2 separate regions of the Mus musculus genome follow, and region 1 is linked to region 2. The links are chromatin loops, found by intact Hi-C in ENCODE. Cell type or tissue: left cerebral cortex. All regions are shown on one strand.

Region 1 (5,000 bases), 160 kb after region 2:
CAGATGCAAGAAAAGGCTATCAGATCCCCTAGATCTGGAGTTACAGTCAGTTGTAAGGTACCATGTAGATGCTGGAAAGTGAATCCAGGTCCTCTAGAACAGTCAGTGCTCTTACCCACTGAGCCATCTCTCCATCACTTTCCTAAATTTTCACAATGAAGAGGTATATGCCTAATTTGAGTGTGTGTGTGTGTGTGTGTGTGTGTGTGTGTGTGTGCATGCGGGAATCAAACTCAAGCATTTGGTGAAGTGACACCATAACCAAGAAAACTCATAAAATGAAGCATTTAATTGGGGATTACTTACAGTGTCATAGGCTTAGTCCGTGACCATCATACACTTGCTGCAGGGAGCAGGGCAGCAGACAGGCAGGCATGGAACTGGAGCAGTAACTGAGACCCTATATTCAGATCCACAGGCAGCAGGCAGAGAGTGAGCCAGATTGGACAAGGTGTGGGTTTTTGAAACCTCAAAGCCCCTCCTACTCCCAGTGACACACCATCTCCAAAAAGGCCATTACCCCTAATCCTTCCCAAACAGTTCCACCAAGTGGGGATCAAATATACGAACATCTGAGCCTATGGAGGACATTCTCATTCGAATCACCACAGGAAGGAAGTACCCCACACTGAAAGACACCCCAGACCATATGTGGTGGTTCAAATATGCTTGGCCCAGGGAGTGGCACTATTTGGAAGTGTGGCCTTATTGGAATAGGTGTGGCCTTGCTGGAGAAAGCATCTTACTGTGGGGGTGAGCAATGAGACCCTCCTCCTACTCATGTGGGAGCCAGTCTTCTCCTAGCAGCCTTCAGTTGAAGATGTAGAACTTTTGGCCCCTCCTACACCATGCCTGCCTAGATGCTGCCATGCTCCCACCTTGAAGATAAGGGACTAAGCCTCTAAACCTATAAGCCAGCCCCAATTAAATGTTATGCTTACAAGAGTTGCATTGGTCATGGTGTCTGTTCATAGCTGTAAAACCCTAACTAAGACGGTATAGTAAAAAGAAATCTTATTTATAGACATTATGTTTTCAGGCCAATTATAGATCCTCAAACTTTTTTTTTTTCTGGTGGGAGAAAAAAAATAATTCTATGCTTAAAGTATATAAATTAGGGGCTGGAGAGATGGCTCTGCGGTTAAGAGCACTGACTGCTCTTCCAGAGGTCCTGAGTTCAAATCCCAGGAACCACATGGTGGCTCACAACCACCCGTAATGAAATCTGATGCCCTCTTCTGGTGTGTCTGAAGACAGCTACAGTGTACTTACATATAATAATAAATAAATCATTTATTTAAAAAGTATAAAAATTAGCTGAGAAATTAGCTAAGCATGTTCATGCTTTTAATCCCAGCTCTCAGGAGGCACAGGTAGCCAGATTTCTGTGAGTTCAGGGCTACATAGTGAGACTGTCTCAAAAAAAAAAAAAAAAAAAAAAAAGGAAAAGAAGAAAGGATAATATTAAAGATAGGTTAATTTAAAAGATAGGTTTTTAGAGTTGAACTAAATGATTATTCATTTTAATGTATACAAGAAGACTCATTCATGAGTTAGCCTCTGCTCCCTTTCTTATTTGTTGCCCCAAATGCAAGCTGTGTAGCTGACACGTGACTTCACAGTTGGTGGCACTTGGAAAAATAAGCCAAGCCTGCTGAGCGATCCAGGCATGACAGCTTCAAGCTGTAAACCATGTATATCCCAGACACAAGAGAACCAGGGCTGCCTCAGGCTCTGAGCTTGCTGACTGAGAGGCCCTCAAGGGTGGTGGGCAGGGAGGGGACTCATGGGTTGAGGCTGCGGGCATCACTAATGCAGCGGCTGGCGTATCCCCAGAAGCGGGGGCAGGGCAGGCACCAAGACTAAGCTGGCCTGGAAACTGGCCCACCAGATGGAAAGCGCGCGTCACACCGCGCCTCTCCCGGACTAAAGGCTCTTTATTCACAAGACAGCCTGGCACTAGGAACACCGTATTCATTTTCTTGTAGCTGCCCCGTCACACGTGCCAAGAGAGAATTCATGTCTCACAGCACGCAGACTGCCATGTCTTCGTGTTTAATTTTCTTCCAAATTCCCTCGCCTCCTGTATCTGGACAGCCAGGAGAGCCCCTGGAGGCGATGCTTTAAGAACGTGCACTTGACAGAGAGACACATTTCCCCTTCGCGTATGAAGGTAGAGTGCTTTGCGTCCTTCCTCTTCAAAGCGGAGATCCATTTCTACAGTGTGCTGTGCCAGCAAAAGCCGCGCTTTTAATACAACGAAATCCCTCCCTCCCCCCCAAAAGCACTCTGAGCTCTGGAAAAAGGAATGATTCTACCACCAGTGAGCCACACAGGCACCGTGTGTTTCACACAGAAGGCTCCAAGGCCTGCAGCACAAATACCACCTCCTTGAGCGTTTCCAGTTAAGGACTCGAACAACTCGAACCCTACGGGCCTCAGCTGCAAAAAAAAAAAAAAAAAAAAAAAAGCAACTGTCTGGGCTGGAGATACAGTTCACCAGTTAGGATGCTTTGCTGTTCTTGTAGTTCTGGGTTTGGGTCCCTGGCATCCACATCTGTAACACACAGCCAATGAACACAAGCACGCACGGAGCCCAGACACAGAGGAACACGTACGTACACAAACAAAAGAATTATTAAAATGACCAACAACATGTGGATGAACAGTGAGAAGATTTCAAGCAGAATAATTTGCATGTAGCTCACAGCTGCTACGTGCAGTACGGTCTGCGGGAAGCCCGGTCCATCCCAGGCAGTGGAACCTCCTGGTGGTGGAGTTTAGAGGGAGAAAGTTAGGTCGTTGAGGGGCGGGCCTTTGAAGGGGATGTTGAGACACTCCTGCACCTCCCCCACTCTCTCCTCAGCTGCCAGAAGGTGAACAGGCCTCCTCTGTGTTACCGGCTAGAGGTCTCGATCAGGTTCATTTTCTATACCAGTTAAAAAACTAGCCGGAAGGAAAAGTGTTAGCGTTTTGTCTAAGCTCCGCCCCACAGTTATCTGGCAACAGCCAGGTGTGCCTGACTCACTATAAAAGGGGCTGCTTGCCCTCTCCTCTCTTTCTTGCTCATGTCTTCTTGCTCCCACTCTGTCCTTTCCCCTTTCCCCTCTCTCCATTCTCTTACCTACCCTTTCTCTCCACGTGCTCATGGCCCGCCTCTTCTCCTCTCCTCCCCTCCCTTCTCCTTCCTTCCTTCCTTCCTTCTCCTCTCCTCCCCTCTCCTCTTTTCTCTTCTCTCTCTCTCTCTCTCTCTCTCTCTCCCCCTCCCTCTCTCCCTCCCTCCCCTTCCCCTCCCTGTCTCTCTCCGTCTGTCTGTCTTTCTCTGTCTCTACTACCCTCTCAACTCCCCTCCCCATGCCCTGAATAAACTCTATACTATACCTTGGTGTGGCTGGTCCCTCAGGGGGAAGGGATGCCTCAGCATGGGTCTGCAGAGGCACCCCCTTCCCCCACACCTGACTACACCTCTCCAAAACATATTCCTTCTCTCTTTATCTTTTTATAAACACAATAGAAAGACCTCAAGTGCAGCAGGTAGCAATGGGGGAAACCTCGGGCACAGCAGAAAGAAGAGGCTCTGCAAAGCGGGGGTGGGGGGTGGGGGTGGGGGCTAGCTTGGGAAGCAGAAGTCCAGTGTCCCGGTGAGGGCTGTGCTTTTCAGGGTCTTCCCTCCCAATTTGGGGTTGGACAAAGACAGGGAGGCTGATAGGCCCACCAGTTTAGGGTAAACACATCCTGGTCTAGCCTTGGACTTGTCAGACCAGTCCACATGGTGGATGGGCAGGGGGCCCTACTAGCAGGGAAAAGCTCTCCAGGCCTTTGTTTGAATCTGCCAGGCTCTTGCCATAGGTCAGGAAGTTGAAGAAGGAGCCTGCCATATTGGAAGCCCACTGTTTTTATTAACTAGTCATGGCCTCTTTTCCTGTCTGTCTGTCTGTCAGGGAATCTGCCTAACTCCAGGGTCTTCAGCCTTCACACATGTCCAAAACCAGCAAAGCCAATCGACTATGAACTGAATCCCTAAAACCACAGGCCCAAATTATCTTTTTTAAGTTCTTTAACCCATGCATTTTTTTGTCACAGCAACAGGAAGTTAACACGCTATTCCCAAAGAGTTAGGTGAACATAAGAAATACTTTTACTTACTTCATTTTAAATTTTTTGATAAAATTTGTAAACCCATAATTTTTAAAAGCCTGGCACACCCCTAAATACAAGAAAAGAGACTGAAAACTTAATGCACAACATAATCAGGTTTCTCAAAATACAAAGAGAAGATGTGAAACATCCCCCCCCACCCCCCCCATGAGAGTTCAAGCCCGCAGGAGCATTCACAACCACAGACTTTCCAAAGACAAAATGTAAGCAAGCAGGGAAGGGACAGCAGCTCAAGCAGCGAAGGGTTACACTGTCAACGCAGGAGTCAACGCTGAGAGCAAGTGTTGTTCAGGAACCAAGGGGTGAGCCTGCTCTGGTGGCACAGGTATGTGACCCCAGTGGACAGGAGGGTGACCCCAGCGGACAGGAGGACCAGGTGTTCCAGACCAGCCTGGGCTATACAGTGAGTCTTCTCTGGAAAGCAAGGACTGAGGCTGGTTGGAGTTCATTGAGAGTATTTGCCCAGCCCCAAACTGGATCCTCCGGCACTCTAAGAAACAGAATAACAAAAGAACAAAGGTAGGACTTCCTGTTTCGGGTCACCACTCTTTACTAACAAGTAGTGGGGAAAGTAGTTTCTTTTGTATCCACTTCAATGGAGGTTGCAAGGCAAGTGAGTATGGGAGAGGGCAGACACAGCACACAGGAGCTAAGGCTCGTCATCACATTGGAATGGCCACCTGTAAGGAAACCAGACAGTCACTGGCTTTCTGGAATGTGTCACTGTGGGTGAGTTGAGAATGGCAGCTTTGTGGACCCACACTTGAAGCCATCTCCCTGCTGGGACACTGTAGTGTCTCATTGTAAATCTCAGAAGGGGGAAAAATCCTCAAGCAGAAAAG
Region 2 (5,000 bases):
CCTTCCGATGAGGATCCGTTGCAACACAAGAATCTTTCCATCTGTGCCACTTTCTCCTTAAACCATGTTCTGTGGCCGCATCTTTCCAAGCCATAACATTTATTTTTTGAGACAGGCTCTCACTGTGTAGCCAAAGCTGATTTCCAATCCCCTGGCTTCAGTCTCTCAGATGGATGCTAGGAATACAGGCACCGTGGTGACCTCACATGTCAAAACATTATTTTGTGGCATACAACCATAGACAACTCTATTTTATTCTATTTTATGGTCACTCCATGGCTTATCCAACCTGATTGTCACTGTTACTGTCTCTTTTCATCATGTCTTCTAAAAATGATGGAGCTAACTTCTAGTAGCTGACTGTGCACGTCTTTAGCTGATTAAAGAATTTCTTTAAAAAAAAAAAGATGTATTTATTTATTTATGTAATGTATGTGAGTACACTGTAGCTGTCTTCAGACACACCAGAAGAGGGCATCGGATCCCGTTACAGATGGTTGTGAGCCACCATGTGGTTGTTGAGAATTGAACTCAGGATCTCTGGAAGAGCAGTCAGTGCTCTTAACCACCGAGCTATCTCTCCAGCCTCAATAATTAATTTCTAAAAAGCCGATTCTTGACTCGGTGGCTGGTGGTCCTTGCTCCTATACTCAGATCTAGTGGGATCGTTTCTTGGAGTAACTTAGGGCTGGTTTGTGTGGCCGACATGTCACAGCAGAGGTGACTCAAGAAGCCCCGGGAGGCACCCATGTGAATGCATAGCAGGACCAACTTATCCTAAGCAAGATTCACCTGGAAGGCAGAACCCCAGCCCAACACCATCTGGACTGCAGCCTCTGTGAGACCCCAGCCAATCCTGAGGGAATGTGTGTTCCCTCGGTTCCCTTCTGCCCTGGGGCTGCAGGTGGTGACAGAATGCCAGCCATCACAGCATCCTGTGAAGGACTCAAAGAGACAGGCTGGGTGGGGAGTCGGGGGTCGGGTGGAGTTCTGCCTCTGCCAGCCCGCAGCTCTACCCAGGTAGCTGAGGGGAAGGATCAGATGCAGATGGGAGACTGTGCAGTTATACTCTGCACGAGCCCTTCTTCTCCCCGGGAGACGCTTGAGGCAGAGCGTGGACTAGCTGCTGTATTTGGTTGTTTTGTATTTGGTTGTTTTGCAACATGTGCATTCCTGGTGCCTTTAGATCCCAAGAGGAGGCATTGGATGCCCTGGAACTAGAGTTAGAGATGGTTTGTAAGCAGACATGTGGGTGCTGGGGATTGAACCTGGGTCTTCTGGAAGAGCAGCCAGTGCTTTTAACCCGAGTTACCTCTCAGCCCCCACTAGCTGTTCTTAAATCTGCTGTAGCTCCTCTTTCTCCTCTTTCTCTACCTCCTTCTCCTCTTCCTCTTCTCCCCCTCCCCCATCCCTTTCCTTGGTTTGGTACTAGGGATCGAACAGAGGGTCAGATACATGCTAGACAAGGGCCACCCTTATGTTGAGGCAGTTCTCATCAGGTTGTCCAGGTTGCTCTTGAGCTCACAACTCTCCTGCTCTCTATGGAGAGGCTGGGATTCCAGGTGTTTGCCACAGGCCTGACTTTCACATCTCTTTGTGGTTTCTAAATCTAAAAACTTAGTTTTTCATCTTTTCTGTGTTGTTTTTTTCAAGTCTTTATATTATTGACATATCTTTTTCTGATACATGTTTTATAAATCTTTTTCCCCGTCCTGTACCCCAGCATCTCACCCCTCCCTTCCTAAGAGGCTGAGACCCACATCCCGCTTGCCTGTCTTCTCTGTTTCCTTTTTTTTTTTTTCTTTTTAAAGGTTTATTTATTCATTTAATGTATGAGAACACGGTTGCCGTCTTCAGACACACCAGAAGAGGGCATCAGATCCCATTATAGATGGTTGTGAGCCACCATGTGGTTGCTGGGAGTTGAACTCAGGACCTCTGAAAGAGCAGTCAGTGCTCTTAACCGCTAAGCCCATCTCTCCAGCCCTTCTCTCATTTTCTTAATGGTGGCTTCTGATAACCCAATTTCATGAAGTCCAGTTAACCACATTTCAGGGTTGCACTTTTCAGAGGCCTCTAATCCCCTGCTGGCCTTCAGGCTCCAAGGTACTGCAGTTCTTCCCGCTGAGCGCTTCACCAGACTTGACCAGCAGAGGGCGCTGAGACGCTGTGGGACGCCGGGCTCCTCTGTGCTCCTGGCTGGGACCTTTCCCAGGCCTTTCGTGCTCAGCGATGCTACAAATCTCTAGACCCTTTCATTTTCCCATAAACTAAAAGCTGGCAACAGCCCCAATCTGCTTATTTTGTTTCCCTGGTTCTGACCACTCTAGAGACCTCATTTCAGTAAAGCTACACACCGTGTGGTTCTCCTGGAACTGACTTCTTTTTCCCAACCCCCACAGTGTCCACATAGCATGTCAGAGTCTGGACTTCCTTCCTTTTCAGGGTTGAATAGAATGTGGATAGACAAGTAAGTCGCTTACCTCGTCATCTGCTGATGGCCAAGTGAGTTCTACCCATGTCTTGATTATGTCATGCACAGGGGCAGATACAACATGCTACCCAGTGAGTGAAGAGATGATGGGGGGTGGGGGTGGGGGGAGGGTAAGGGTCACCCCCTGGCACCTGCTCAGTGTTAGGACAGAGTGAAGCTCAGAATGACCGGAAATGGAGCCCTCCAGAGCCTGCATACGTGCTTAGAAGTTTGCTGGTGCTAGGCTGGGGTGACATTGACTGTGACTTTAGTGGTCCTCACTCCCGCCCCACCTCTCAAATGTCTCTCCACTCTCAGTTCTCCCATAAACATTCCCATATAGAAGTACTCACTCTGGGATCTGGAGACTAAGGCTCAGTCAGACCCTGGGCTGGGATGCTGACGATACCAGTTCCCATACCTGGCACCCTGTCCACCCTGTAGGCTGTAGTCCAACATTTGGGCCTCCCACACACAGCCCCATTTTCCTGTGGAGCTGTTCCTGTCACTGGCTGCCATTCTGTTGGCACCTAGAGGGCTTGCCTGCCACCCAAACAGCAGATGGCCAGGAAAAGAGAGCTGGTGCACACATCACCCAGAGGAAAAACGCATGCAATGGGCAGACCGTGTGGTCAGAGAGGCGTGCGGCTGACACATGGCTTCTTGTTAGGTGATGCCCTGTGCCAGCTGGGACGATCATTGTGTGGGCAGCGTGGCCTTTGAAGGTTGGTAGCTCATGACCCCTCGGGCCCCGGGCTACAGCGGGGGCTGTGTAGGATTTTTAATTTTCCTTGTCTCTTTGTTTCCCAGCCTCACAGGAGTCCTAAAGATGCCGTCTAGATCCAGCCCTTTCTAGTTCTGGTCATAGCTGTGTGACTTGGTCAGATGCTCAGTTGGCATCTTATATGTGCCAGGCCCCAGGGCAGGCACTGCATACATTTTGCCATTCAGGGCCCAGTGTGACTGTGAGTACCACAAAAAGTGAAGCACCAGTTCTTAATAAGACATTTCTTCCTGAGCATTAAAAACCACGCTGAGGTTCAGGAAAGGCTGGGGGTGGGAATAGCACACCCTTAGGAACTCACTTTCCTCTCTTCCTCCTTGGCTAGTCTCAGGAGATAACCCCACTTCCTGCCCCCACAGAGATGCTTGTGTTCCAGACATCTAGCTTTCAGCTCAGCCAGCAACAAGGAATGAGAAAAAGAAAGGCACTCCCCCACACACACATACTCTTGGAGCTTTCTGGAACTTTCTAGATGCCCTTACTTACATCCAATGGCCAGACTGGCCTTGGGCAGCTCTACCTAGCTACAAGAGAATTTGGGAGATGGCAGTTTCTATTGCAGTTGTTTTCAACCAAAAGTTGAGGTTTTTTTGGGTCTCAGGAAGGATGAAATGGCCATTGAGCCACCTCTATGACACAGACCTGTATTTTATTTAGCCAGTTCTAGTAACGTCTGAACCTTACACAGTATAGCCCAATTATACAGCCTGAAATTCAGTGGTCTATTGTGAAACTGTCTTCTTGTTCCTGAGGTCCCCAGTGTGACCAGAGGCTATGGAGGCCAGTGGTTCACTAAGTGGGCCCAGAAATACCATCACTGGGAGCAAGTTCAAAATGTCTTCTGCCTTAGAACTTCAGATCTGGAGAGCTCCTTTTGTGCTCAGCAGTGGTCTGCAGGGGTTCCGCACCAACTGACACTTGAGTGCCCTGGTTTGTGCAAGGTCAAGCGAATCCATCCTTCTGCAGGTCTCTGACCCCATCACACTGTAGACACCCATTGCTTGTGCCATCTGCCTCAAGTGTCCCATTAAACAGCGCTCAGCCCAACAGACCTCCCCTCTCCTTTTTTTCCTCCTCCACTCCTCTTCCTTCCACTCCCTTATCTCTTTTTCCCTTCTTTTTTCTTTTTGCAGTATTGGGGACCCAGGGCCTCCTGAATACTAAACAAGCATTCTCTGCTGAAACACACCCCAAGGCCCTCACTGGGTGATTCTTGGCAGGTGCTCCTCACTGGGTGCGGTGCTAGGCAGATGCCCTAATGCCAAGGCAACCCAACCCCTCACTACCAGGGGTGGGGGCTTTTAATCAGGTGCTCTACCACTGAGCCATGCCCCCACCTCTTCCTTTTTCTCTAATAGACAAGTTGCAGTAGAATTCTCGTGGCACACGGTCCGCCCACGCAGAGCGTCCATCTTGATGGTTTTCGGTGTTCTCACTGAGCCTTGCCTGTCACCAGTTGCAGGATGTGTTCGGCATCCTCCGTTTCAACTTCATTTTTGGAATAGCCATATCAAGTGACTGTTTGGATTCTAAAATGACTCCACCTGCTCAGCCCCCAACTCTCCCAGGCAAGCACGCTTATTTTTGAATTCAGGTCTGTTTCTTCCCGGAGTGTCTCTGTGCAAATGTGTGAGTCAAACACACAGAGAAATGTTCTTTCCATGTGCACGGATGAACGGAAGGCCTTGCTCACACTCCTGAATTTTTGCATCCTTCCTGAGGGCTTCTACCTGTTTTTCAGGG

The links. A loop is a pair of places that touch in the nucleus more often than their neighbours do. Peaks named below come from ENCODE experiments on the same cell type or tissue, not always from the same donor. Only the 100,000 strongest peaks of a DNase experiment are listed, where the experiment ranks them.
Region 1: a loop joins it to region 2, with 5 times the contacts of the local background. A loop is called at or near these places in 2 of 42 quality-filtered maps.

The regions. Positions count from the first base shown.
Region 1 is chr13:49,013,350-49,018,349 of GRCm38, reverse strand. No RefSeq gene overlaps it. Among named protein-coding and RNA genes, the nearest start is that of Fam120aos, 48 kb to the right of the region's middle. In left cerebral cortex, CTCF peaks have their summits at 1,672 and 2,776; DNase peaks (open chromatin) are centred at 1,835 and 2,721; H3K4me3 peaks cover 702 bases; H3K27ac peaks cover 1,563 bases.
Region 2 is chr13:49,170,552-49,175,551 of GRCm38, reverse strand. The region is part of intron 1 of Gm40943 (a long non-coding RNA gene); the gene reads left to right. Among named protein-coding and RNA genes, the nearest start is that of Gm40942, 9.4 kb to the right of the region's middle. In left cerebral cortex, CTCF peaks have their summits at 1,946 and 2,145 (motif pointing right); DNase peaks (open chromatin) are centred at 2,157, 2,990, 3,641 and 4,776; H3K27ac peaks cover 2,064 bases.